Regions from separate parts of the Homo sapiens genome. Here region 2 is linked to region 1. A link is an interaction called in ENCODE POLR2A ChIA-PET data of the cell type or tissue named here. Cell type or tissue: endothelial cell of umbilical vein. All regions are shown on one strand. Links, peaks and the distances in the headings refer to the core of each region. The heading gives the core; the rest is flanking DNA. Region 1 holds the start of TMEM132A (transmembrane protein 132A). Region 2 overlaps NXF1 (nuclear RNA export factor 1).

What was found. Peaks named below come from ENCODE experiments on the same cell type or tissue, not always from the same donor. Only the 100,000 strongest peaks of a DNase experiment are listed, where the experiment ranks them.
Region 2: POLR2A ChIA-PET joins it to region 1 with 11 read pairs; 2 of 35 experiments call an interaction of 5 or more read pairs at or near these places.

Annotation. Positions count from the first base shown.
Region 1 is chr11:60,918,189-60,930,127 of GRCh38, reverse strand. It overlaps TMEM109 (transmembrane protein 109), which reads right to left. Exons shown (of 4, transcript NM_024092.3): 2 at 10,198-10,442; 3 at 9,140-9,242; 4 at 6,685-8,354. The coding sequence starts at 10,434. The coding sequence ends at 7,963. TMEM132A (transmembrane protein 132A) reads right to left here and starts at 5,668. Exons shown (of 11, transcript NM_178031.3): 1 at 5,395-5,668; 2 at 2,710-2,924; 3 at 2,269-2,487; 4 at 1,168-1,499. The coding sequence starts at 5,494. LOC124902676 (a long non-coding RNA gene) reads left to right here and starts at 4,731. Exons shown (of 2, transcript XR_007062688.1): 1 at 4,731-4,909; 2 at 10,975-11,939. RefSeq lists silencers at 5,023-5,092, 5,133-5,352, 5,413-5,772 and an enhancer at 10,092-11,291. In endothelial cell of umbilical vein, for the core only: no CTCF peak of the experiment used is centred there; a DNase peak (open chromatin) is centred at 5,697; H3K4me3 peaks cover 1,441 bases.
Region 2 is chr11:62,792,527-62,803,850 of GRCh38, reverse strand. It overlaps NXF1 (nuclear RNA export factor 1), which reads left to right. Exons shown (of 21, transcript NM_006362.5): 2 at 1-59; 3 at 279-432; 4 at 1,591-1,674; 5 at 1,805-1,909; 6 at 2,032-2,112; 7 at 2,220-2,289; 8 at 2,434-2,522; 9 at 2,650-2,757; 10 at 3,365-3,474; 11 at 5,276-5,312; 12 at 6,465-6,533; 13 at 6,613-6,668; 14 at 7,284-7,391; 15 at 7,506-7,564; 5 more. It overlaps MIR6514 (microRNA 6514), which reads left to right and starts at 11,080; the gene lies at 11,080-11,149. In endothelial cell of umbilical vein, for the core only: no CTCF peak of the experiment used is centred there; no DNase peak of the experiment used is centred there.

The sequences.
Region 1 (11,939 bases), core at 3,007-8,006:
AGCCTGCTCTGCCCTTTCTTACTTTACCTGCTGATGCTTTAAGCCTCCAACAACTCACAGACCATTTCCTTTAGAAAGCTTTTCCAGTGGTGGGATGAATTTCCCCCTTACTGCACCCACTCACCTGAGCTCCCACCGCACTTTGAACCTCCCTCAGTGCTTACACACCCACATGCCTTCTAATCCAATTCATGCCCATCCAGCTCCCTTCCCTACCACTGGGGCCCCTTTCTGCCAGATAGGGACTGGCCCTTGCTCGTGTTTGGATCTGCAGAGTGAAGACACAGGGCTTGGCAGGCTGTAAGTGTCTAGGAAAGATCTGCTTAATAAGAGTGAGCATAGGAGGGCGTAGGAGATGGGGAGACACAGAGACGGGACATGCACAAACCCAGGCAGGGCTTGAAACTAGGTCTAGGTTTCAAAGCATGTCCACAGACCGCTCTTCGATCCTCAGGAAAGATATCATTACAAAGTGAGCAAGTCCCAGTGCCTCACCCTAACCAAGCCCAGGACTATCCTGCCTAGAACTCAGGCTTCTCAGAATCTTAAAGCCTAAGAGATGCCTCTCCCATGGATTCCTGCGCTGGACTCCAGAAGCAAGTCATACTCTGCAAGCCCTTGCCGGGTGAACTGGGTAGGTGGGTGGGGGCTGCTTTGGGGGAACTTATTACGGAAAAGGACACAAAGAATCAGGGCCTTCCTATGGGGAAGAGCAAGCTCTGTCCAAAGGCTAGACTCCTACGGCGAGGGTGGCAAGGAGGGACAGCATGTAGGTGAACGTGATTGGGGCAAATATCCCTCTCTGGAGCACTGGAGCAAGAGCTCACACTTAGGTACTGCAGTCTCTAAGCCCTTTGCGGGTTCCCCTCCCTGGAGACTTGCAGCTGCCCTGAAGGTGGACCGTTAGCCCCATTGGACAAAGGAATCTCAGGGAGGTGCCAGGGGAAGGGGCAGCTTCCTACTTCTGACTCTAATTCCAGGGCTGTGCCCATGGTGGGCTCCTACCAGCACAGTCATGGCTTTTTACCTGGAAGGAGTTTAGTTTGGTGGACACATGTTTTGCAGAGGTCAAGGATTCCAGCAAGGACCCCAGGAGGAGCAGGTACCTGTCCCTAGTCTTCCCACAGAGGTTCCCACCCTCACCCATCCCCGTGGCCTGGTGCTCACCGCAGGGTCAGGAGGCTGGCTGTGAAGTTGTGCCGAAGCAGGAGGGTAGCACTAAAGAGCTGGCCGGGCCGCACTGGCATGTCAGGCACCCGCAGAGTCACAGCCTCGTCCAGAGGTACCTCCTGGTACTGCGGGGGGTCTGCTGGGCGCAGCTCCACACCCCCCACTGGGAGGGCCTGCTCCCCAGGGTCGTTCTCCTCGCCGGAGCCACAGCCCCCAGGGCCCTCAGCTGCAGGCTCAAGCGTGTAGGCCAGCTCGGCCCGTGTGGTGGAGGCCTGTGAGAACCAGTGCGAGGGAAGCTCCAGCTCCACCACGCAGGCGCCCAGGGATGGCTGTGAAGACACGACAGCAGTAATTGGCATGGGGGTGGGTGCAGGGCGAGGAACAGGATTCTCAGCACCCATGGCAGGAAACCCAGAGCTGGAGGGGCTCATGAAAGGGAGGCCCAGCATGGGCCGGAGACACAGCCTGAGTGACACAGCAAACCAGCAACCTGGCTGGGGCTTCAAACCAGGTCTAGGTTTCAGAGCATGTCCGCAGACCACTCTTCAGCCCTTGGGATAGGTCTCATTACAAAGTAAGCCAATCCCAGGGCCTTACCCTAACCAAGCCCAGGACTATCCTGCCTAGAATCCAGTCTTCTTCTCAGAATCCTAAAGCTCAAGAGACGCCTCTCCCATGGATTCCTGTGCTAGACTCCAAAATAGTGGAAATAGCAATTATAAAAGTAACACTACTAATAATGCAAACACACTGGCTGATTGATTACTCTGCCGTAAGCTATCCTTACATTCATCTCACTTGTTCCTTACTCCAACTCCAGATGGGGTAGGAATTCTTAACACCCCATTCTTCAGATGAGGAAACTGAATCTCAGAGAGATTAAGTTACTTACTCAAAGTCACACACCAAGGACTGAACTCCCTCTGGGGCCCTAAATAACCTTTTCACAGCACTGAAAGCTAGTGGGGGCAGAAATGGAGTCGGGTGGTCCACAACCCCCGCGCTTCCCAGGAGTGGGGGTTTCCTCTCTGCCGCGGGCCCACCACCTGGCTGATGCAGCTGCAGCAGGACCAGCCTAGGTGGGGCCTGTCTACTCACCTGGAAGCGGCAGGCTTGGTGAGCAGTGCCGGCAGGGTGTGTGGCATGGAGCCGGGCACAGGGCAGGCTGCCAGACCCTGGTGGCCAATCCTGCCCTTTGAGGTGGAAGAGAACCCGGGCGTAGGGCTCTGCTGGAGTCACAGCCGCTTCCACTGAAACGGCCCGCACGTCCCATGGGACTGGCCGTTGGTGGGGCTCAGTGACTCGAGGGGGGACCACCTGGAGGGAGAATGAGAGGGCTTAACAAAAGAGGAGCTTGGGAGGGGAAGATCTAGGAAGATGGGATCCCAGCTTGGCAGAAGAGAACCTTTATGGGCCTCAGTTTCCCCCTCTGGAATATGGGGAGCACAGCCGGGGCTGGGGAAGGCTCCCAATTTGTACCCAGCAGACCTCAGGCCCTGAGTCCTGTTAGCCTGAGAGTCCCCGGTGCCCCCTCCTTACCTGCTGAGTGGCAAAAGGTGGGTAGGAGGCCCGGAGAAGTGGCTGGGCCCTGGGCCAGGGCTGTAGGAGCAGAAAGGTCTCAGATCGGGAGCTCAGAGAGGAGTTGGCAGGTGGGTAGTGGCCCACCTGCTGCACACGGAAGTGTTCAGGGGCGTCTAGGAGCTCCAGGGCTGCCGGCAGGTAGACAGGGTCCAGGGGAGCCTGGCCACAGTCCACTGAAGAGGCATAAGAGGGAGAGATGATGACAGCTCCAGAGCTGGCAGGGGCTGACCCGGGTGCCATGCTGGGGCACAGTAGTTGTGGGCAAGGGAGGGAGAAAAGGGCTGTAAATGTCCCTTCCCCTCTCACCACCATTTCACAGATGAGGTCACTGAGGCTTAAAGAGCCTCACACAGGTAGTATGTAGCAAAGCCAGGATTCGAATCTGAGTCCAGGACTGGATGCTTCCCAGCTATTCCTTCTACTTTCCACAGACCTTGGCCTTCTTCTCGCCAACAGCCTTCTCAATGTCTCCTTTTCCCCAACTCCTGCCCTCCATCTACTCGCCTCTGATACCAAGGCACTTCTGGGGTGCAACCGTCGGCAGACTGGGCCAGTGTAGTAAAATATGGTAATGAAGTGAGCTTTCTCTGCCCTGAATCCTTGGCCAGGCTCTGCTGGGCATCCACCCCTCCTCCCCCATCATTGCCATGGCAACCTGCACCATCTTTCCAAGCTTGCTCCCTTCTTCCCTGAACCGACTGGTATCGAGTGCAAGTGTGGGATGGGCGGGCGCGGAAGGTGCTGAAGAGGTCTGTGAAGGCACTTGCTTGCCCTGGGGGTGGGGTGGGGACCAGGAGCCTGGGGAAGACAGTCAAAATAGTCAATCATCAGAAGGACAAAGGAGCACTAAGCCATATTGGTTTGCTCTAACTATGAGCACTAATAATAATAATTAGCATTTTGTGAATGCTATATGCAGGTGAGAATTTAAATACTGTATGTATATGAACTCTTTGAGTCTTTGTAATAATTCTGTGAACCAGGTTCTATTATGATGAATCCCATTTTGTGGATGTAGAAAATGAGGCCGAGAGGTTAAGGTATTTGCCTGTGGTTCCACAGCTGGAGAGTGAAGGAGCTGGGGGTTGATCCCAGGTATTAGCCACTAGACCATCCGGCGTCTCCACCTGCCACTTCTCTCTCCACTCTCCACTGCCACGGTGCACCCTGCAGGCTTCATGCCCTGGAGCGCACCTCCTCTCCTCTGCTCTGCCCGGTGGCACCTCCCTCCTCATTCAGGGCCATGAGTGAATACTGCCTCCTTCTGAAGGAAGCCCTCCTTGGTTACTCACCTTCCCACCAGTCTCCTGTCTTTTGCAACCCTGGGTGCCTCCTCTGAATTAGTAATCTTCCTATAAACAAGGGACCCTGTCTTGCTCATCCTGGAATTCCCCCAAACTAGGAAGCGCTCCCTAGAGAGGATTTCCTGGGAGCCTGGAGACCTGAATTTAAATTGATGAAACTTGGGTCAGGCATTAACATTTTGAAGCCTGTTTCCTCACTTGTAAAAGGGGCAGGAGCATTAGGTGGCACTGTGGACAGGACAGGGCTGTGTAAACTGTGGAGTGCTGTCTGGAGGGAGCAGGCATTATTGCTGCTGCATAATGGATTTGACAAGGTTTTCCTCCTCTCTCTATTAGGACTCCCATGGCGTCCCTCGGGATGGGGAGCAGGTGGCTGAAAGCAACCCCACAGCTAGCTCCCTCTCAGCCCCACAGCTGGACTGTGGGTGGGGGTGGGGGAATTGGTTTCAACCTCCTTCCTGGCCCTCCCCACCAAGGAGCATATGACTGACAGGCTCTCCCTGCCCCCTGCCCCAAGCGTAACAAGTGACCACTGCTCTCTGGGGGCAGCCACTGGCTTCAGGTTCGCCTCCTACTCCATTGCCTCCATAATTACAAGATGCTCTTAGCCTGACTCCCACGGACTCCCATCACCCAGCGCTCGGCTCTCTCGGTGGGGAGGGCAGAGAATGTTTCACTGTCCCTCTGTCTTCTGTGGCATCCTTTGCCTTGCAGCCACAGCCCAGCTAGCCCAGGCCAAGGGAGTCCGACCCCCACCCCGAAGCACAGGGAAGTTGCTGCCCTTTCCCGCAGTGACAGGAATCCTCTCAAAGGTTCTGGAAGGCAAGGATGCGGCCATCCCTGGAGACGCCAAGGTCAGGGAGCCCTGGGGGAAGGGGGAGGGAGGGCTTGCGTCTGTTGCAGGTCCCAGGCAAAGGGGCTGCTTTCCACTCCCGAGGGGGGTGGGTTGGTGGCGGCGGAAGGAGGCTAGGAGGGTGCAGCGCTACAGACCACAGTGAGGGAGTGGGGATGACGCTAGTGCGCCCGGGACCGGGGCCGCCGGGTTCGATGCCCGGGCTGAGGGGTCCCTCGCAGAAGGTGCGGGACGGGGAAGCCCCTGCGCCGGGCTGCCCCGGGTCAGGAAGGAGTTGCCGGGTCGTGCAAGGTGAAGGAAGCCTTAGGGGCGAGTGGCTGGGGGCAGGTTCCCGAGGGCAAGAACTCTCCGACCTTCAGGGCGCTGCGGGGCGACCCCGCTCAGGGTTCAGTCCGAGAACCCAAAGGTTGGTGGCTCCCGGGCATCACTCGCTCCCACTCGGCCGGGCCCGGCCGCCCCTCGCCCCGGCCCTCCCCTCCCGCTGACCTCTCACGACGTCCAGGGCGAGGGCCACCAGGAGGCAGAGCCAGGGGCCGTAGGGCCCCCGAGGGGCCGCTGTTGTGCGACCGGCCATCCGCGCGCACATCCTTCCCACAGAAGGCGGGGACGAGGCGGGCGGCTCAGGTGGCCCCAGTCCCGCACGGCATCTCCCGCACCCGCTCCGCGCCGTCCCCACCTGGCCCGCTGGGTCCCGGCCGCCGCCGCCGCCGCCGCCGCCCGCCCCGCGGCTGCAATTCCCAGACAATGGAGCGGGAGCAGTGGGGTGGGAGGGAGCGAATCGCAGCACATGGGCTGCCCCCTCCGCCCCGCCGGGTCCTAGTGCCCTACGGATCCCCAATCCCTGCGCGCTCAGGCGACCGAGGTCGGGAAGAGGGCCACGTCCCTGGAAGCAACAGAGGACGGCCGCCTCTGCCAGGAGGGACTCGGTGAGTTCTGTGTGGCTCCCTCACGGAAGCTTCTGATCAGGGAAGAAAAAGCCACTTTCTCTGCCTCACCCACCCCCACAAGCAGCTCACTTGTGAAGGCATCTGACACCTGAGTCAGAACCAGAATTCAGGGACACATGGGACGGGAGCTGCAGGGACAGGAAAGGAGGGAGGGGGTCAAACGGGGCCAGATGCCAACCACCTGAGCCTGCCCTGACAGAGCTAGGCCACCGCCGTGGAGGAAGGGCTCTAGGTGCAGGCAGCTCTAGTCTCTTGACCAGCTCCACCTGGGCAGCGTCCTGCAGCGCTTAGGAGGGTTGAGGGTTGCCCAACACTCCCGAGGGAAGGCCAGCCTCAAGGGTCCTGACCCAGTGTTGCCTACCAGGCAGTTTGGGGAGAGGCCCAGAGCAGGGGCCCCAGCTGCACACTCTCATGCCCTGGGCAGCTTACAAAGAAAAAATTATGTCTGAGGCCCTCCGCAAAATTGGTCCAGCCTGTGGGCCGACTGGAAACCTTGGCACAGGAAAGTCCTCAGGTGGGTGGTGAAGGGGAGGGCAGGCAAGTCTTCTCCAGGCTGCCCACCCACCTCAGCACACTGCAGGGAAGGGGTGACCCCTCTGCCCAGCAAGCACACGCATTTCCAGCAGTGCCAGTCGTTCCTACGTTTTGTAATGGGGGCATGCTTTCCTAATTCCTTGTGCTCCTGGAGGGAAGGGTACCTGGTACCAGCCTGCCTTTTCAGCTCTCCCCTCTGCCAGCTTCACACTGCCCCCACAGGGAGAAATTGGGAGGCGGAGCTGCACTACAGAAATGGGTTTAGCAGTAGAGGAGACATGGAAGCAATCCAGACTTGGAGTAAATACATTTTATTCAGAACAAGATAATAAAATAGCGTGCACTTTATTTAAAACCAACCAAGCACTGATAAAAAATATATATCACTGCAGCTGTGATTCCACATCAAACCTGAACAGTAAGAATTGGGCATTTATTCTTCACATCATGTGCCAAGCCTGGCAGAGAAGGACATCCACCTCCACTAGAGCCTCAAAGGAAAAGTGGCCCCTAACCACCAAGACAGGGTACCCTGGTGGAGAGGGGCAGCTGGCAGCTCACCCTGCTCTCTGCAGACCACGTGAAGGGAAAGGAGCTGCCTGTGTTCCTCCCGGGCTGCCGGGGTGGGCACTGGTCAGCAACTCCTTCTCGGTTTCAGGTTGTGGAGCGATGGGGAGAGAAGTGCATGCAGTTGTGCAGACAAGGAGGCGGGTCCTCCCTCCTCTTTCAGGGTCTCTGAAACCCCCACAGGGCATATAATGCCCAGCAAGGTCCCACTTGCAGGCACATGCCTACAAAGCAGCAGCCATCTTTTGCTTTGGCTGATGGGGAATCAAGATTCTGAGAGTGACTGCTCTTTTCTTGACACAAAGCAGCCACAGAACACTTTCCTACATACAGTATGGCAGCAGGCAAGCAGAAGGCCCTGCTGGCTCGGATTAAGGCACTTGAAAGAGACACAAGGTACATCCTCCTCCCCTGCAGCCCCCACAGGCCTCAGGGGACCCTGTTTCCCCACCCTTTATCCTCAGGTCCCCTTACCCCTGCCCCTCCCTACTGCTGGGCAATGAGGAGGACAGGAGCGTGCCTTAAAGGACCATGGTTTGGTGGGAGTACAGGGTAGGAGGATGAGGAAAACAAGAAGGGAGCTGGAGATTTGGCCAAGGAGCAACTTCAGAAGGACAGGAGAGCACGAGCATTAGGAGGAAGCCAAGGCAGCAGCAGAGGGAAGCCAGTTAAGTCATGAGAGACCAACGGCAGTGATGTTTGCTGGCGCAGATGCAGAAGCCAGAGGGAGGCCCCTCCAACCTTCCCTGGTGAGGCAGGCTGGGAGCAGAGAAAGGGTTAAGAGAGCCAACCCCAGACAGAGAACCTCAGAAGACAGGGCCGCAAGGACAGGCAGGGGGAATGGTCTTTCTCTGTTTCTCTTGGCTAGTGGGGCTGCGGCAAGGATCAATGTTCTGAAGGTTCAGAGACAGGGCAAGAAAAGGGCAGGGGGCTGGCAGGAGGGCTGCATGGCCCCGAAGCAGCTCAGCTCTTTGGTATGACACTGGCGGTGTGTGGGGCATCCGGCTCACTCCTCCTCCACACTGCGGGCCCCCTTGGCCGCTCGCCTCTGGCGCCAGCGCAGCTCCTCCACCTGGCGTTCCAGCCCTCGCACCTTGGCCTCGAGTTGGGCCCCAGAGGCTCGGGAGCCAGTGAGCCGGCTCAGCAGGGCGTAGAGGATCAGCAAGGCCAGGAGTAGCAGGGCCCGGGTGGAAGGGTCAGGCACCGACCTCATCAGGGCCACGAAGCCGGCCAGGAAGATGACAAGCTTCAGGCCCCACAGGATCCGCCCCAGCAAGGCCAAGACCAAGCCGAGGAGCAGAGACAGCAGCCAGTAGACGACCAGGGCCCCTGCTCCCCACAGCAGGAAGGTCTGGACCTGGCCAGGGCTGAGCTTCAGGCCCTGGGCGAGGTAATCACCTGGAAGCCAAGAGAGTCACAGAGTCAGCCAACCTGGAGAAGTGGTGAGGGGAGAGCGGGGCAAGAGCTAAAAGGGTGGGAGGTGCTAGGCACATTGCAAAGGAATAAGCCGTTCTCGCAGACTCAGAGTGATATGGGTTGGAATCTCAGCTCTGTTTCTTGCTGGCTGTGAGGCCTGGAGTAGATTACTTGCTTCTGTTGAGCTGCAGTTTCATTTACTAAACGGGAACAATTCTACTGCCTCCCTGTACTGTGGCTGGCAATTAAATGAGATACTACAGCTCAGCACGATGCCTGATAGGAAGTGAACAACTGGCACGTGGTGGCGGAAGTTCTTTTTTAGGGGGTCTGGGTGGGACAGGGTTTTGCTCCATCGCCGAGGCTGGAGTGCAGTGACGTGATCCCGGCTCACTGCAACCTCTACCTCCTGGGCTCAAGCGATCCTCCCACCTCAGCTCCCAAGTAGCTGGGACAACAGACACACGCCACCATGCTTGGCTAATTTTTTATAGAGACGAGGTCTCATTATATTGCCCAGGCTGGTCTCAAACTTCTGGCCTCAAGTGACCCTCCTGCCTTGACCTCCCAAAGTGCTGGGATTACAGGCGGGAGCCACCACACCTGGCCATGGTAGTTCTTGGCTTGCTCTTTGGCCATGTCTCTGCAGAATCCTGGGAAGGGTTAAGCAGCTTGGGGAAAAGGCTAGACCCTGACAAAGATGAACTCCCACAAGTAGGAAAGTACAGGCAAAGCTCTGGCTGACTACCCAGCACTCGAACACTCACCAGCTAGTCCCAAGGCATTCAGCAGCTGTGCGGCGATCCCAGACAGAGCAAAGAAGGCCACAGAAATGGCTGATGAGATGGCCCACAACACTTGGGACGAAGACTGTGGAAAGAGCACGGAGCGAGATGAGTTCATAATGAACAACGGTCCTCGCCTTCACGCCTGATCACCACTGTCCAGGCAAGAACTGCAGGAATGTCTCAGACCTGTTTCTCACCCAGTGGTGACAGGCCTGGGTCAGAGGGTAGGGGCCTTGGGCCTGGCTGAGGGGTCCCTTCCACATCCACCTTCTAGTCTACAGGGATGGCCAACAGGCTGTCTCTCCTTCCTGAACTGGAAACTAGGGCATCTGGGACATAATTTAACTGCTTTGCTGGGATACTTTGGAGGGAGTAGTAGGTGTACTTGTGTGTGAATGACGGAGACAATCAAATACTTTTAGTAGTCACCCTATAAAACTGGAGGCCTGCTAGCTGTCCAGGGAGTCATGAAGGTGCGTGGAGAACATCTGTAAAGGGATAGGATGTTCCAGTGAAAAAGGAGTCTATCAGCTATACTATATTATGGATTTAATAAATGATTGTCTCAGCCCTTCAGTCCAGCCTATCAAAAGTATGTGATACCATGCTTGGGATGCCACCAGGTAAAAAAAGATAACCCTGCCTTAGGCTCCCAATAAGCTCAACCCACTTCTGCAGGTGAAGGAATGGATTCAGGACTTGATATTTTGCCATTTCGAGATTCTAGGTCAGATTTAGACCAAAGTGAGACTCTACAGTCACCCAGTAACATGGGCTTATAAAGATGGCTCATTTCCCAGCCTTTCTGGCAAGGAAAGGGCAGGAGCCAGGAAAGGATAGGGGTGGAGCTAAAAGGCCCTAGGACAGCAATCAAATAACGAGGAATTCAAAGACAAGTGCTGTGTGGCTTCTTTTTGTGGAATTTGGGGCTCTCTGCACCAGAGAGGATGTGGAACTAAGATGAGGTGGCCATTACCAACCTTTCTTCTTTTATTTTTCCTTAATGTGTGTAGTCACACAGGGACTACCTTCCTTACCTCTGACACCAGGTGCATGGTCTCTGGCCCAATCCAGGCATCCAGTGTCCCTCGCACAGATCGACCTATCTGGGTCAAGACATCAACTGGGGCTTCTCTCTTCTGTTGGCCTGGTGGTGCAAAGTCTCGACGGGACTGGGCCAATGCTGAGTGGAGGAGGATAAGGGCCACTAGGACCATCAGAATGGCTTTGAACACATGCTTTCCCCATGGTGAACTGATGCTGGAGGCTGCCATGACTGGGTCTGCCAGGAGAGAAGCACAGTGAGCTGAGTGCCATGGTAGACACACTCACCCTCTCAGCTCTGATTATCCCAACATCCTTCTCCACCCCTACCCCAAGCAAGCACCAAACTAACCCTGGAAAGAAAGTGCTGTTAGCTGGGAGAGGAAGGACTGGGACTTCCAACTGAAGCTGGGCACAACCATCTGACTCACAGGTTCCTCTTTCACATTCTTTACCACTTGCATATTAATTAACCAGCAAGTATTATTCAACACTTTAGAGTTGGCGAGAAGATCTCTCTAAGGTTTGTGCCAGTTCTAAAAATCTGAAGGCCTGTCCCTGTATCTTAGGTGCTATAGGCATAAAAGTATTATAAGACTCTATAAAGGCTCTGTCCCAAGGAGCTTATAATCTACTTAAGATACAGCTGGTATAAAAAACAACTTAAAAATAGCACACAAGTAGGATTACTGCCATATAATGGTATAAAGAAAAGTGCTCAGTTATGTGCTCAAACAAGAATAACTGCACATATGTCATCTTCTCTGCAGGACCATCATGTGAGGTGGCTTTTATCCTCCTCGCCCCTACTGGTACAGACGAGAAGAAACTGTGACTCAGAAGTTAAGCATTTTCCCATGGTCACTGGGCTACACAGAAAGGCCAGGATTTGAACCCAAGCTTCTGCTTCCACCCATCTTCATTAGGAGTCAAGTTATACTGTGGGTCTCAACCATGGCTGCTCACTGGAATCACCTGGAAGCTTCCCAAGTACTGATGTCTGTGTCCCCAGCCCAGAGGTTCTGATATCATTGTCTGGGTGTGGCCTAGCCTTGGATCTGCAAAAGCTCCCTAGGCAGTTCCACTGCATGAAGTTGAGAACCACTGATACAGAGTGACCTCACCTCCCCACCCCCAATGGAGGTGCTATGGTTTGAAGAGCAAAACTCATGTTGAAATTTAACTGTTCTTGCACCTCCTGCAGAGCCTGGGAGCTCCCAGTCCAGCCAAGGATGTTGGATCTCATGGTCCTAAGTACTTCTTTGACACCCCATTCCCCTCAGTAAAATAGTTTGACCCCTTCTCCACCAAAAAAAAAAAAAAAAGAAAGAAATTTAATTGCCATGATGATGGTATTAAAAGGTGGGACCTTTAAGAGGTGATTAGGTTATGAGGGTTCAGCCCTCATGAATGGATTAATGCCGTTATCTTGGGAGTGGATTAGTTATCCCAGGAATGCAGCTCCTGATAAAAAGGATGACTTTGGCCTGATTTCCTGTCTCTGTCTCATGTGCTGGGTTCTGCCTTCTGCCATAGGATGACCCTTGCCAGATGCCAGCGCCATGCCCTTAGACTTCCCAGCCTCTGGAACTGTGACCCTAATGAATTTCTGTTCATTATAAACTACGCAGGCAGTGGCATTCTGTTATAGGAAGCAGAAAATGGACGAGGACAGTGAGCAAGGGTATAATGAACAACCTTTAAAGAAATACTATTAATAAAAAGCTAACATTCA
Region 2 (11,324 bases), core at 16-5,015, 1.9 Mb before region 1:
GAGGAAGATGATGGAGATGTGGCAATGAGTGATGCCCAGGATGGTCCCCGAGTACGATAGTGAGTGACCAGTTGGTCTGGTTTGAATTTAGTGGCTCATGAGATTATATGGCCCTTTTACTGTCCATGTCATTTCCTTTCCCACCTGTTAGAGTGAGAAATGCCAGGACTAGCTTAGTGATTAAACAGTCTTAGTTGTAGTCCCACTAACAGTGCAGGAAGGCCTTTGAGAAGACTTTCCTAGCATTTGTGGTCATTTTATTCTCTGCTTACCCACAGCAACCCCTATACCACCCGACCTAACCGTCGGGGTGATACTTGGCATGATCGAGATCGCATTCATGTTACTGTGCGGAGAGACAGAGCTCCTCCAGAGAGAGGAGGGGCTGGCACCAGCCAGGATGGGACCTCAAAGAACTGGTTCAAGATTACAGTGAGTACTTTGAGAAAGTAGATGGTACAGTAGAGATAGGAGGCCACGCTGAGAGTGGAGATGTTTAATTTTATTCCACAAAAATTATTATTATTATTTTTTTTAAATGGAGTCTTGCTCTGTCACCCAGGCTGGAGTACAGTGGCGTGATCTCGGCTCACTGCAGCCTCCGCCTCCCGGGTTCAAGCTATTCTGCCTCAGTCTCCCGAGTAGCTGGGACTACAGACACCCACCACCACGCCCGGCTAATTTTTGTATTTTTAGTAGAGACGGGGTTTCACTGTATTGGCCAGGCTGGTCTCGAACTCCTGACGTCATGATCTGCCCGCCTTGGCCCCCCAAAGTGCTGGGATTATAGGCATGAGCCACCGCACCCAGCCCAAAAATTCTCCTTGTCATCTGATTACTCCACACTCAAGTATCTATCTTTTCTCCTAGGAATCAGTATCTTCCAACACCTTAGAGCAGGTTCAGAGAAGGGGTGGAAGAGAAATATGAAAATTTTGGTTGGGGGAGGGAGTAATTCCTCTGGATGTCTTCATTTGGCTCAGGCTGAGTGTGGGGCTTGGAGTCCCTGGAGTGCCCTGGAGTTCTCTGAGGGGCAGGCAAGGTGTAAATAATATCTTGGAACTTTTAGAATAAATAAAATTGATTTTTTTTTGAGAGATTATAAGTGTAAATGGGCTGGGTACAGTGGCTCATGCCTGTAATCCCAGCACTTTGAGAGGCCGAGGTGGAGGATCACTTGAGGCTGGGAGTTCAAGACCAGTCTGGGAAATACAGCAAGACCCCTTCTCTACAGAAAATTTTAAAATTAGCCGGGCATGGTAGTACATGCCTGTAGTCCTAGCTACTCCAGAAAGCTGAGACAGGAGGATCGCTTGAGCCTAGGAAATGAAGGCTGCAGTGAGCTATGATCGCACCACTGCACTCCAGCCTGAGTGACAGAGTGAGGCCCTGTTACTAAGAAAAAATAGTAAGTGTAAGTAGACAGAAAGGAGTTAAAGAATCTATGTGTATCTCAAGTAGAAAACCTAGTACTGGTCCTTTCTTTAGATAGTCTTTAAAAGTTTGGTAGAAGGTATAAAAGGCATTGTATTGGGTCTGCTATTCAGCCTTACTTATCATTCCCTTCTTTTCTCTTTCTCTCATTTCTAGATTCCTTATGGCAGAAAGTATGACAAGGCATGGCTCCTGAGCATGATTCAGAGCAAGTGCAGTGTGCCCTTCACCCCTATTGAGGTAAGACAAGGCCTGAGTGGCTGGCTGGCCAGGCACCAGGGATGGTGAAGGGGCAAGCTGGACTCCCAGCGTAATGCCCCTCCCCAAGGGCTCTGGACTCCCAGTGTAATGCTCCTGTTTCCTCTTGTAGTTTCACTATGAGAATACACGGGCCCAGTTCTTCGTTGAAGACGCCAGTACTGCCTCTGCATTGAAGGCTGTCAACTATAAGATTTTGGATCGGGAGAACCGAAGGGTGTGTTTAAAGGGCCTGGCTTGGCTGGAGGTGGAGGTTGGTGCTCAGAGCAGGGACTGGGTCTTGTTCTTGCGGCTTAGGCTTCCCTAGAGTTTTCTGTGCCCTCTGTGTCTTCCCTCCAGATATCTATCATCATCAACTCTTCTGCTCCACCCCACACTATACTGAATGAACTGAAGCCAGAACAAGTAGAACAGCTAAAGGTGAGGCAGGCTCAAATTAGATGTTTCCAACCCAGTCTTACTACTTCTCACACCCCCACCCCCCACACACAAACCCAGTGACCACTAAACCCTTCTTTTTCCTCTAGCTGATCATGAGCAAACGATACGATGGCTCCCAACAAGCCCTTGACCTCAAAGGCCTCCGTTCAGACCCAGGTATGGTTGACAGCAGTAGTTCTCAGATAGGTGGTGATAAGGTGGGATCTGTCAGGGAGGGAAAGTTTGAGGATGTTTTACTGCTAATGCTGGCATGGGCAAACCCTCTCAGTCTTCCCTTTCCTTCCCTTCTGCTTCCTGAAGATTTGGTGGCCCAGAACATTGACGTTGTCCTGAATCGCAGAAGCTGTATGGCAGCTACCCTGAGGATCATTGAAGAGAACATCCCTGAGGTAAGGCCTTTGGCCCAGTATTAGGCATGAGGAAGCAGGGTGTGTTAGATAGGAAGTGGCTGGAGGGCAGATTCGTCTCTGATCCACTTGCTGGTGGTGCCTCCTCTAAACTCTTCTCTCCTCACAGCTATTGTCCTTGAACTTGAGCAACAACAGGCTGTACAGGCTGGATGACATGTCTAGCATTGTTCAGAAGGCACCCAACCTGAAGATCCTAAACCTTTCTGGAAATGAAGTGAGAATTGATAGCTCGGCTATATTTTTGAAGGGGTGGGTAGAGGGTGTAGAGAGTTTGTCCAGTGATGGCAAGAGGCAAGAGAGAGAACTCAGGCCAGATGTGCTGGTTTGCAACTCTAATCCTAACACTTTGGGAGGCCAAGGCAGGAGGATCACTTAAGGCTAGGAGTTTGCACGCCTCTAGTCCAAGCTGCCCCAGGGGGCTGAGGTGGGAGGATTGCTTGAGCTCAGGAGTTCAAGGCTGCAGTGAGTTATGATTGTGCCGTTGCATTCTAGCCTGAGCAACCTGTCTCAAAAAAATTTTTTTAATTTAAAAAATAAATTAGTCGAGCATGATGTCACATGCCTGTAGTCCTAGCTACCCAGGAGTCTGAGGTGGGAGGATCTCTTGAGTCCAGGAGTTTGAGGCTGCAGTGAACTATGATCATGCCACGGCACTGAACTTGGGTGACAGAGTGAGACCCTGTCCCAAAAAAAAAAAAAAAAGAAAAAATTTTAAAAGATTAGAAAAGATCTCAGAGCTAAGCGTAGGGACTGGGGGTATGGGGAGCCAGCTGGCTGTCTTCACCAGGGTCTCCTCCCTTTGTTCCTTCCACCCTTTGCAGTTGAAGTCTGAGCGGGAATTGGACAAGATAAAGGGGCTGAAGCTAGAAGAGCTCTGGCTCGATGGAAACTCCCTGTGTGACACCTTCCGAGACCAGTCCACCTACATCAGGTCAGTTGTAGCCTGTGTCTCCCCTCCTGGGGACCTTCACCCCCTGGGAGGCTGAGCTAATGCATCCTGACCAGGGCCCGTCTGCGGAGATGTGCAGCCCTGAGCTGGAACCACCTGTCCTTTGAGAGGATCGCGTGCTCCCCACTTTGGTCTGTCTGTGTCTTCCAGCTTTGTCCTGAGATGTTCTCTCTTCTCTTCTGACTTGACTATCTGTTTGCTGGGTCTGTGGCCTTTCTCTTTCTTCCTGAACACAACCTTTTCTAGAATCTCCCTACCCTGTTGTTCCAGGAAAGGCATCTCCCCTTTCTACTCTAACCAGAGGGTATCTTGTACATACCCTATAGATGGGGTTGCCTTGTGCCAAGAGCCTGGTGTCCATGGGTTGAGGAAGCCCTCCCTACCTGGGACTTCCTACTGAGATGGGCCTTCCCTCCTTTGTACTGTGATGGCCCCTCTTGCCCTTGCGCCAAGAGGGACCCTTTTCTCAGGATCCACTTGCCCAGGGCTGTTGCTGTCCATGCTGAGGTTGAGGCCTCCTAGGGGCTGGTGGCATGCAATCTGTCTCTCTTGCCCAGTGCTATGAGCTGGGCTCTCCCTGAAGAAGAAACCTGGGTTCCCCAAGATGTGACCAGAGCTGGGGCCCCGCCAGCAGGCGAGGGAATCCCAAGGCAGGTGCTGGGCGTGGAGGCCACGGGGGCATAGGCTACCAAGGAGACAGAGAACTGACCCCCTCGGGGGCGCTGCCTCTCCCTCACTCACACACTGCACGTCACCCTGTTTGGCCCCGGTGGATGGCTGGTTAGCCAGAGACGGGTAAGATTCCTCAGGGAAGGAACAACCTAAGACAGGCACAGTCGCAGAGGGGCCATCAGGAGAGAACTTGGGGGCAACAGAGGTGGGGCATGGACCCTCACCCCCACAATCCTACAGGGGCCTGAACCCTCACACCTTCTGAGGGAGGTCTCCTGCCCCCATGGCTGCTTTGCTTCCCACGCCCAGTTCAGATCGGGACCCAGGTAGCAGACAGAGACCTGGCCAACAGCAAGTGCCCACTCACCACAGCAAGGATTTGTTTCTCATTTCTACCTTGGACCACAGGGATGGGGCAGCTGAAAGAAAGGGCTGTGTCAGGGTGTCTTTCTCCCTTTTCTCCCTCATTTTTCTAGATGCTTTTTTGCCTTGTAGTTCTTTCTCTTTTTCTTTGCTTTCTCTTTCCTTTTTCTGTCTGTCTCCTATACCTCCCCATCTCTCCCTTGCCCCTGCCCCATCTTGCCTTTTTCTCTTTTTCCTCCTTTTCCTTTCTTATTCCTTTGCCTCTCCTCTTCCTGAGCCCCACCTGCTCATCTCCCTGCCCCAACATCCTGTGCCATCCCTGTGGTGTGTTTGGGTCTTGGCCAAAGCCAGACCTGGCAGAACTGATGGATACCTGGTGAGGCAGCGGAGCCCCTGGGCTCCCACCCCATTCCCTCCTCCCGGGGCTGCACAGGTGAGTAGGTGGAAGGTAAGGGGGGCAGGGAGGGGAAAGAGGTCCTGGGCTTAAAGCCTGGGCTTGGAGTACTGCTCCTTGACACTCAGGGTCAGGCAGAGAGAAAAGAGACAGCCTTCAAGGCAGTCCATGTCTGGGTGCCCCGGGTCAGGTGGGGAGTGGGGGCCATTTTTCCCTGAGCACAGGCTGGGAGGGAGTGGAGGGATGAGCAGGATGGGATGGGCTGTCCCTCGGGTTTGGTATATTTGCTCCTAGAGCAGCCCAGGAGGCACGGTGGCTCTGAAGCATCACTCACTTCTGTCCCGTTCTTGACAGCGCCATTCGCGAACGATTTCCCAAGTTACTACGCCTGGTAAGTCCATAATTTTTTCATTCTAACAAGCACAGCATCTCTCACTCACAAGGATTCCTGGATAGGTTTCTTTTTCTTTTTCTTTTTCTTTTTTTTTTTTTTATTTGAGACGGAGTTTCACTCGTCGCCCAGGCTGGAGTGCAACAGCATGATTTCAGCTCACCGCAACCTCTGCCTCCCAGGTTCAAGCGATTCTCCTGCCTCAGCCTCCTGAGCCCAAGTAGCTGGGATTACAGGCATGTGCTACCACACCTGGCTAATTTTTGTATTTTTAGTAGAGACAGGGTTTCACCATGTTCGCCAGGCTGGCCTTGAATTCCTGACCTCAGGTGATCCACCTACCTCGGCCTCCCAAAGTGCTGGGATTACAGACGTGAGCCACTCGCACCAGGCCCTTTTTTTTTTTTTTTTTGGATGGAGTCTTGCTCTGTTACCCAGAGTGCAGTGGTGCAATCTTGACTCACTGCACCGTTTGCCTCCTGGGTTCAAGTGATTCTCCTGCCTCAGCCTCCTGAGTAGCTGGGATTACAGGCATGTGCCACAATGCCCGGCTAATTTCTTTGTGTATTTTTAGTAGAGATGGGGGTTTCATCTTGTTGGCCAGGATGGTCTTGAACTCCTGACCTCAACTAATCCATCCACCTTGGCCTCCCAGTGTGCTGGGATTACAGGTGTGAGCCACTGCGCCCAGCCTGGATCCCTGGATACTTTTCATGATGCGTTTACACTTGACTTCTGACCCTTCTCTCTTAGTTCTTCAGTCTACTTATGCACCCAGCCTTTTTCTCTCTGGTTTAAACTGTCAACTTTCTTTTTTGTTTGTTTTGTTTTTTGAGACAGGGTCTGGCTCTGTCATCCAGGCTGGAGTGCAGTGGCACAATCGTAGCTTACTGCAACCTTCGCCTGCCAGGCTCAAGTGATCCTCCCACTTCAGCCTCCCAAGTAGCTAGGACTCCAGGCACGCACCACCATGCCCAGCTAATTTTTGTATTTTTTTTGGTAGAGATGGGTTTTGCCACGTTGTCCAGCCAGGCTGGTCTCAAACTCCTGAGCTCAAGCCATCTGCCTGCCTCGGCCTCCCAAAGTTCTGGGATCACAGGTGTGAGCCACTGGGCCCAGTCTACACTGTCAACTTTTACTTCCTTTCCACAGGATGGCCATGAGCTACCCCCACCAATTGCCTTTGATGTTGAAGCCCCCACGACGTTACCGCCCTGCAAGGTAGGAAGCATGGACAGAGTAAGAACTTGTGTGTGGAGAGAATACTGCTTCCATGTTCCTAATACCTGTTTGATTTCAGGGAAGCTATTTTGGAACAGAAAACTTGAAGAGTCTGGTCTTGCACTTCCTGCAACAGTAAGTATCCCAGGGTCCCCCCTCCCCACCCCGAGGTTGAGGGGGAATGGTGGGCAGACCCAGGCACACATCAATCTTTTTGTTTTGTTTTTTGTTTTGTTTTTTTTTTTTTTTTTGGACAGTGTCTCACTGTGTCACCCAGGCTGGAGTGCAATGGTGTGATCTTGGCTCACTGCAACCTCTGCCTCCCAGGGTTCAAGTGATTCTCCTGCCTCAGCCTCCCCAGTAGCTGGGACTACAGGTGTGTGCCACTGCACCTGGCTAATTTTTGTATTTTTCGTACAGATGGGATTTCACTATGTTGGCCAGGCTGGTCTCCAACTCCTGACCTCATGATCCACCTGCCTCTTCCTCCCAAAGTGTTGGGATTAGAGGCGTGAGCCACCGCACCTAGCCATTTTTTTTGTATTTTTAGTAGAGACAGGGTTTCGCCATGTTGCCCAGGCTGGTCTTGAACTCCTGGGCTCAAGCTATTCACCCATCTCAGCCTCCCAAAGTGCTGGGATTACAGGCATGAGCTTCCATGCCCGGCCACAACTCACTCTTGGGAGCTACTGGGTCCTTGTATGGCTGTAGACCACAGAGCCCATACTTTCTTTTTTGTTTTTCCCATAGGTACTATGCAATTTACGACTCTGGAGACCGACAAGGGCTCCTGGATGCCTACCATGATGGGGCCTGCTGTTCCCTGAGCATTCCTTTCATTCCTCAGAACCCTGCCCGGTTAGTATCACATCCCAGAATCTGCCCGGGACCACTGGGTTTCCCAGCAGATACAGGGCACACCTGCTGGCAGCACTGCTCTGAACACCACGTCCATTCCTTTTATTCCCCCAGAAGCAGCTTAGCCGAGTATTTCAAGGATAGCAGAAATGTGAAGAAGCTTAAAGACCCTAGTAAGTGTGTGATACGAACAAAATATGGGAAAAGGGCATGGGAAGGAATCAGTCAGAACTCAGGAGTGTGTGGCAGCACCACTGAGCTTTCTCCTCTACCCACAGCCTTGCGGTTCCGGCTGCTGAAGCACACGCGTCTCAACGTTGTTGCCTTCCTCAATGAGTTGCCCAAAACCCAGCACGACGTCAATTCCTTCGTGGTAGACATAAGCGCCCAGACAGTAAGCTCCTGCTTGCGCCTGACAGAAGCCTAGAATTGGGGTGGGGGTGGCATTTAATAGGCAAGGGGGGGCACTCAGGCTCTGAGAAGTGTACATTGTACCTGATGCTGCTTCTCTTTCAGAGCACATTGCTGTGTTTTTCTGTCAATGGAGTCTTCAAGGAAGGTAAGAATCTTTAGAGTCCCGAGTTTGTAGCGTGGTCCCACCCCCAGCTGGAATTTTCCTCAGCACTCTTAGCTTCCCAGCTACTTTCTCTCCCATTTTCTTTTTGAGCTCCTTCTCCCATTCTGCCCCCAAGCCGTCTTGGCTTGGCCTACCTCTCCACCTGTCCTGTCTGGATGTGGGAAAAGCCTGGGGATTAGGAGGACTTTGGAGTCAGGCAGTTCTTAGTTTCCATCCTAGTTTTGGTTGTGCGGGGCTGTGGACAAGTAACATTACCTCTAAGACAGATTCTTTATTTGTAAGATGGGGTTAGTAATAGCCGTCTCATAGTGGTGCTATAGGAAGTAAACTGAAGTGACTTACAAAGTGCTTGGCCTGGGGCCTGGCATACAGATGCTATCAGTGGATTAGTAGTTATTACTTTTTTTTGAGATGGAGTCACACTCTATCACCAGGCTGGAGTGCAGTGGCGCAATCTTGGCTCACTGCAACCTCCGTCTCCTGGGTTCAAGTGGTTCTCCTGCTTCAGCCTCCCGAGTAGCTGGGACTACAGGTGCGCACTACCACGCCCAGCTAATTTTTGTATTTTTAGTAGAGAAGGGGTTTCGCCATGTTGGACAGGATGGTCTCGATCTCTTGACCTCGTGATCTGCCCACCTCAGCCTCCCAAAGTGCTGGGATTATACGCATGAGACACTGTGCCCGGCCGTAGTTATTACTATTGTCCTTTCTGACCTGACCCTTCACCCCACCTGTGCTTCCCTTATACCCTTATATACTTAATCATTCCTCTCTGACTTGCTAGGATTCTTTATATCAAAGACCATGATTCAAGAAGCTGTTTGTAAACATAAAGCACTAGTGACCCTAAGGTGTTGTTGCTGTTCTTATTGCAGTGGACGGAAAGTCCCGGGATTCTTTGCGAGCCTTCACCCGGACATTCATTGCTGTTCCTGCTAGCAATTCAGGGTAAGTATTCTGCTTTTCGCATTGGATACCAGTCCTAATCCATGGCCAACAGTGTGGTAATTGGAGGGTAGAGTCAGTCTTTGGGGTGATTTCAGAAAGGCAACAGGAAATCAGAGAAAGCTCACATAGTAGTTAAGAGCCAGTTAATAGCTTGGCTCTGGAATTGTACCGTCTGGGTTTTCATCCTGGCTCCACCACTTCTAGCAAGTAGGCTGCTGCCTCATCTGAAAATTCATATAACAATATTCATTTCCTAAGTTTGTTGTGAGGATGAATTAAAAGAGCTAAAGTCCATGCGTTGGGAGAACCCTAGTGTGTTTAGTAGATAATCCTTCCAAACATTGATTCCATGGGAGGGGATAAATGATAAAAGGTAACAATAGCTAAGAGTGGGAGGGGGACCTTGTGGATATTGAAAGAATCAGAGAATAGGAATGATGTTGGGAGGATGATGTTATCTCTGTCTAGCTTTTTAAGTGCTCTTTGTCCTCAAGGCTATGTATTGTAAATGATGAGCTATTTGTGCGGAATGCCAGTTCTGAAGAGATCCAAAGAGCCTTCGCTATGCCTGCACCCACGCCTTCCTCCAGCCCGGTGCCCACCCTCTCTCCAGAGCAGCAGGAAATGTTGCAAGCATTCTCTACCCAGTCTGGCATGAACCTCGAGTGGTCCCAGAAGTGAGTGCGGGGCATGTGTAGGATGGGGATGCACTGAAGTAGGGCTAGTAGTAAATAATGAGGGCTCCTGACAGTTTTTTTGTTTTTTTTTTGGAGACAAGTTCTTGCGCTGTCATCCAGGCTGGAGTATAGTGGTGATCATAACTCACTGTAGCCTCTAATTCCTGGGCACAAGCTGTCCTCCCACCTCAGCCTCCAGAGTAGCTGGGCCTATAGGCATGTGCCACCTTATTTTATTTTATTATTTTTTTTTTTTGGAGGTGGAGTCTTGCTATGTTGCCCAGGCTGGAGTGCAGTGGTGCGATCTTGGCTCATTGTAACCTCTGCCTCCCGGGTTCAAGCAATTCTCCAATCTCAGCCTCCCGAGTAGCTGGGATTACAGGCACACACCACCATGCCTGGCTAATTTTTGTATTTTTTTTTTTTTTTTTTTTTTTTAGTAGAGACGGGCTTTCATCATGTTGGCCAGGCTGGTCTCGAACTCCTGACCTTGTGATCTGCCTACCTCGGCCTCCCAAAGTGCTGGGATTACAGGCATGAGGCACTGCACCCAGCCAAATTTTTATTTGCTTGTTTGTTTTGAGACAGGGTCTCACTCTGATGCCCAGGCTGGAGTACAGTGGTGTGATCACAGTTCACTGCAGCCTCAACTGCTAGGGCTCAGGTGATTCTCCCACCTCAGCCACCTGAGTAGCTGGGACTACAGGCATAGGCCACAGCACCTGGCTAATTTTTTTGTATTTCTTTGCAGAGATGGGGTTTCACCATGTTGCCCACCTAGGCCTCCCAAAGTGCTGCGGTTATAGGTGTGAGTTACTGTGCCTGGGCTCCTGAAATTTTAAAAGGCAAAACTTTTGGCTGCTTAAAAAAACCTAATAGTTGGCTGGGAGAGGTGGCTCACACCTGTAATCCCAGCACTTTGGGAGGCTGAGGCGGCCAGATCACGAGGTCAAGAGATCAAGACCATCCTGGACAACATGGTGAAATCTCGTCTCTACTAAAAATACAAAAATTAGCGGGGCTTGGCGTTCCACGCCTGTAGTCCCAACTACTCGGGAGGCTGAGGCAGGAGAATTGCTTGAACCTGGAAGGCGGAGGTTGCAGTGAGCCGAGATCACGCCACTGCACTCCAGCCTGGTGACAGAGCAAGACTCGGTCTCAAAAAAAAAAAAAAAGCAAACAGAAAAACACAAACCTGATAGTCTATAAAAAATTTGCCTGTGTATAAATTAACATAAAAAACTTTAAAGGTAAAATGGAAGTTCCTTTTCATATACTGTTCTGCAACTTAGTTTCTTTACTTACACCATGAACATCTTTCCCTACCACTGTAAAAACTATCTTGAGCTTCTTGACAGCTATTTAATATTCCTTATCTTTGAGAAGCCATTGGTAGAACATCTGGACTTTTACTAATGTCTCATTTGTATAAATAGTGCAAGGATGTATAAGAATGTACATATTTGTTGGCAAACTTGGGTGCTTTTATGGAGTGGACTTTCAGCTGGCATTTACGAGTCAGAGTTCTTACAGAGCTGCCTGTTCTTCCACTCCAGGTGCCTTCAGGACAACAACTGGGACTACACCAGATCTGCCCAGGCCTTCACTCATCTCAAGGTAAGGTCTGGAAATACAGTGGCAAAAAGACTAGGATCTCTGGGCCTCCAGGAGGTCAGGTTAGCTGAGTGGGGTTGCTGAGTGGCGAGGGTAGGCCTACCTCTACTGACCTTC